Regions from separate parts of the Homo sapiens genome. Here region 1 is linked to region 2. A link is an interaction called in ENCODE POLR2A ChIA-PET data of the cell type or tissue named here. Cell type or tissue: OCI-LY7. All regions are shown on one strand. Region 1 overlaps SLC35F4 (solute carrier family 35 member F4). Region 2 has its middle 30 kb from the start of CCDC198.

Region 1 (2,500 bases), 230 kb before region 2:
TTTGCCCATGCCTATGTCCTGAATGGTATTGCCTAGGTTTTCTTCTAGGGTTTTTCTGGCTTTAGGTTTTACATTTAAGTCTTTAATCCATCCTGAGTTAATTTTTGTATTTTATTAGAAAATAATAATATAAAAGTCTCCAGTTTCATCCATGTCCCTACAAAGGACATGAACTCATAATTTTTTATGGCTGCATAGTATTTCATGGTGTATATGTGCCACATTTTCTTAATCCAGTCTATCATTGTTGGATATTTAGGTTGGTTCCAAGTCTTTGCTATTGTGAGTAGTGCTGTTATAAACATGCGTGTGCATGTGTCTTTATAGCAGCATGATTTATAATCCCTTAGGTATATACCCAGTAATGGGATGGCTGGGTCAAATGGTATTTCTAGTTCTAGATCCCTGAGGAATCGCCACACTGACTTCCACAATGGTTGAACTAGTTTACAGTCCCACCAACAGTGTAAAAGTGTTCCTATTTCTCCACATCCTCTCCAGCACCTGTTGTTTCCTGACTTTTTAATGATTGCCATTCTAACTGGTGTGAGATGGTATCTCATTGTGGTTTTGATTTGCATTTCTCTGATGGCCAGTGATGATGAGCGTTTTTTCATGTGTTTTTTGGCTGCATAAATGTCTTCTTTTGAGAAGTGTCTGTTCATGTGCTTCGCCCACTTTTTGATGGGGTTGTTTGTTTTTTTCTTGTAAATTTGTTTGAGTTCATTGTAGATTCTGGATATTAGCCGTTTGTCAGATGAGTAGGTTGCAAAAATTTTCTCCCATTCTGTAGGTTGCCAGTTGATTCTGATGATAGTTTCTTTTGCTGTGCAGAAGCTCTTTAGTTTAATTAGATCCCATTTGTCAATTTTGGCTTTTGTTGCCATTGCTTTTGGTGTTTTAGACATGAAGTCCTTGCCCATGCCTGTGTCCTGAATGGTATTGCCTAGGTTTTCTTCTAGGGTTTTTATGGTTTTAGGTCTAACATTTAAGTCTTTAATCCATCTTGAATTAATCTTTGTATAACGTGTAAAGAAGGGATGTATAAATAATCCTCATTATTTACACATGATATTATTTTGTACATAGAAAATCCAAAAGAACTTACAGAGGAGTTTTAAATTAATATGAGAATTTATCAAGGCTACTATATTAGAAATATACAATTAGGTAATTGTAATTCTAAATCAGCAATAAACAGAAAGTTTAAAAATTGAAATGCCATCTACAATAGCATCAAAAATCAAATAAGAATAAATCTGACAAATTATGTATAAGACCTCTATACAGAAAACTGTAAAATATTATCGAGAGACAAGACAGAAATACAAGACAGAAATAAATGGAGAGATATGCTATGTTCACAGATTGGAAAATTCAGTAGTGTGGAGATGTCAGTTTTCCCCAAACTGAGGGATAGATTCTGTGAAATATCTATCAAACTCTCAACATTAGTTCAAATAGTTACAAGCTGGAAAAACTGTTTCTATTAACATGAAAATATGTAACTAACTGTGATATAGTCATACAAGGGAATAATATTCTGCAATAAAAATGAGTACATTAGAGCTACAGAAAATGTTTCTATGAGTCTCACAAACATTATGTAAAATGAAAAAAGCAAGGCACACAAAAAGTGATATCTGATCCTGTTTATGTAAAGGATGTACAACTGTATCACACAATTTTTGATAAATACCTATTTGATTATTTAAATATTGAAAACAATGATAAGTACCTATTTGAATGTTGAAAACAACGAAGCAAAGCTAGTCAATAGAGTTTAAGGATCCATTCTTTGGTGGTCAATCCATGAAGAATGCCAAAGATGCAATTATACTTGGAGGTAGAGGTAGGATTTCAAGAGGGTATGAAGAGATCATCTCAGGTACTCCCAATGTTCTATTTCTTGACATGGGAAGGGGTTACATGCTGTTGACTATGTTACAAATGATTGAATTCTGTGTCTTCAGTTCGTTTACTTTTCTAAATCCATGTTATAATTTACTGTTTTCTAAAGGAATTTTAGTAAATGAAGGAGTTGAACTGGGTGAAATTTTTTCATCTCTGAAGTTTGACACTAGGTTCAAGCATCATAAATATACCAGATTTAGAATTCTTGGGAAAATATATTCGTCTGATACGTGCTCAAATTCTGATTGGGGATCTAACCACCTGTGCTGTGTGGGCATAGAACCTACACAGATTAAGCAAAAAAAAAGTTAGGGGACAAATTGCCGAGACCAGCTCAGTCGGGGAGACCCTAACTCAGTGGTGCTAGAGGAATTAAAGACACACACACAGAAATATAGAGGTGTGGAGTGGGAAATCAGGGGTCTCACAGCCTTCAGAGCTGAGAGCCTCAAACAGAGATTTGCCCACGTATTTATTGACAGCAAGCCAGTGATAAGCATTGTTTCTATAGATTATAGATTAACTTAAAGTATTCCTTACAGGAAACAAAGGGATGGGCCAAAATAAAGGGATGGGCTCTGGCTAG
Region 2 (2,500 bases):
GATAATACACATAAAGTGCTTAGAACAATGCCTGACACATAATAACTGCTCAATACACACTAGTTACCAAACAATGTTATTACCATTGAAATTAGGAATAAAATAAGATTTTGTGTGTGAGAGTGGTTCTAGAAGTCTAATCAGTTCAACAAGACAGAACAAAAGCCAGAAGTACACAACTACGGAACCATGAAAATAAATGCATCACAATTAGCAGGGGAAGTAATTATATGGCTGGACTACCCAAGGGAATCAACTGAAACATTTTTTGATTTAATAATGGAATTAAATGGGTGTTGGATAAAAGAACTATATTTTAAAATCAACAGCTTTTGCAAACCATTTCTCGGAATTTATCCAACAGAACACTGTGCAAAGACAAATGCTCAAGGGTAAATAGTGAGTTCACCGATCACAAGGGAGATGTCTCAGGGTACACTATCTTGGAATATCCTTTCTCTGTAACTCCAAGTCTCAAGCTCCCCTTTCCATTACTATTGAAAACTGTGCTCTTACCAATCCAGGGTACTTTTGTCACTCCTGGCTTGAAGTGCACCCTCAGGATTCTCTCCCACTCTCCCTTTTTCCTCCCCAGCCAGGGTCCATGGCTGGGGGAAGACACACAGGCCTTGATTATGGTGCTATCCTGGGGGCATGTGGGGAATAGCTCATTGGTGCCATCCTTTGTCCAAACTGGCCTCGACTGAACGATACCCATCTTGATGATCTTGGGCATCGGCCTTTCTCTCCTGAGCATCTACCCCAACCTCCCTGGCTGGTGTCACTTCCCACCATACTCTCAGCACTAGCCTTGTGTAATGATTGCTCAGGAAGAAGCCCAGTGGTTTTCTCCTGCTGAGATGGTCACCACCTCAGTCTAGAGGGTGTGACTCATCCTTAAATAATCAACTATATCTTCTATACAGTCCCTAAGGTAGGCTGTCCATGCCTCATGCTGTGCTAAGAAATCCCCATGGCTCTCAATTCTCAGCTCCCCTCCCCCTACTCTGCTTTGGAAGCCTTGGAAACTTCTTAAATATTCTCCATAACCTATGGGGCAGGGAGATGAGGGGCCTATCTCAGGCACTCTCTACCAAAACATGTCTTGCTGCCATTATTACTGTGCTGTAGTCCACAGATGTTGCCCTCCTGAAGTAGCAAACAGGTGGAGGCAACGTACCATGAAGCTCAGGAAGCTTCAGCTTCAAGGCCCCTCGTGCACACAGTCCTCTGCCCTGGGAGGAGCACTAGCAAATCATTTACATGAGTTTTCATTACAGTTCTCCAGGAGCAGACAAGGATGAAATGCAAGCAGTTTATGTTGGAGCTGATGCCACGAAATACCAGTAGAGGAGTAAAGTGAGACAGGGAAAGCTGCCAATCAAGGGGCATAATCAAGGAAGTTACTATTCTGGGTACCAGGCTTAATCCTGCTGGGGAATTCTGTGCCTCAAAGTTATCTCATCTATAGAAGAAGTATGCTGGGGTCTGATACACCACCTTTAGTCAGTCATTGGTTGATGGCTGCCAGAGCATGAGGGAAGAAGAATTAATTATCTGGTACTTCTTAAATGCCATGTATCCTCAGGTCTATCTGTGGAGAGAAGTTCTCAGGCTCACAGATACAGATGCTGGTAAAAGCCAAGCCAAATTAAGGCCTGTGGGGATACGATGGGGGCGCCAAGAGCTTACTACAACTTGGTTACATGTTTTTGTAAAATGTGCAAAAGTGGCCAGCGCGGTGGCTCATGCCTGTAATCCCAGCACTTTGGGAGGCCAAGGTAGGTGGATCATGAGGTCAGGAGATGGAGACCATCCCAGCTAACACGGGGAAACCCTGTCTCTACTAAAAATACAAAAAAATTAGCCAGGCGTGGTGGTGGGCACCTGTAGTGCCAGCTACTCTGGAGGCTGAGGCAGGAGAATCGCGTGAACCCGGGAGGCGGAGCTTGCAGTGAGCTGGGATCACGCCACTGCACTCCAACCTGGGTGACAGAGCAAGACTCTGTCTCAAAAAAAAAAAAAAAAAAAAAAAAAAAAAAAATCAGTGGTTGCCAGGGATTAGGGGAGAGAAAGAGTTGAATAGGTGGAACACAGAGGATTTTTAGGGCAATGAAACTACTCTGTAAGATACTACAATGGTGGATACATGTCATTATACATTTGTCAAAAACCCATAGAACGCACAACACCAAGAGTGAGCCCTCATGTAAACTATGGACTTTGGGTGAGCATTGCGTGTCAACATAGGCTCATCAGTTGTAACCAATATGCCACTCTGGTGGGAGATGTTGGTAACAGGGGAGGCTGTACATACGTGGGGGCAGGGATATTTGGGAAATCTCTGTACCTTTGTCTCAAATTTTCTATAAAACCAAAACTACTCCAAAAAAAGTCTAGTAAAAATAAAAAATTTTGGTTTATAAAGGCTATCATGTTTTCCCCTCCAATTTCCCCTCTGTCACACTTCCTTCCCCTTGGGTAGTATGTGAAAAGTACC

What was found. ChIA-PET counts read pairs that join two places held together with the same protein. Peaks named below come from ENCODE experiments on the same cell type or tissue, not always from the same donor. Only the 100,000 strongest peaks of a DNase experiment are listed, where the experiment ranks them.
Region 1: POLR2A ChIA-PET joins it to region 2 with 10 read pairs; 2 of 35 experiments call an interaction of 5 or more read pairs at or near these places.

What each region holds. Positions count from the first base shown.
Region 1 is chr14:57,693,529-57,696,028 of GRCh38, reverse strand. All of the region lies in intron 1 of SLC35F4 (solute carrier family 35 member F4), which reads left to right. Among named protein-coding and RNA genes, the nearest start is that of SLC35F4-AS1, 120 kb to the right of the region's middle. In OCI-LY7, no CTCF peak of the experiment used is centred here; no DNase peak of the experiment used is centred here.
Region 2 is chr14:57,462,925-57,465,424 of GRCh38, reverse strand. No RefSeq gene overlaps it. Among named protein-coding and RNA genes, the nearest start is that of CCDC198, 30 kb to the left of the region's middle. In OCI-LY7, no CTCF peak of the experiment used is centred here; a DNase peak (open chromatin) is centred at 1,174; H3K4me3 peaks cover 1,331 bases; H3K27ac peaks cover 2,422 bases.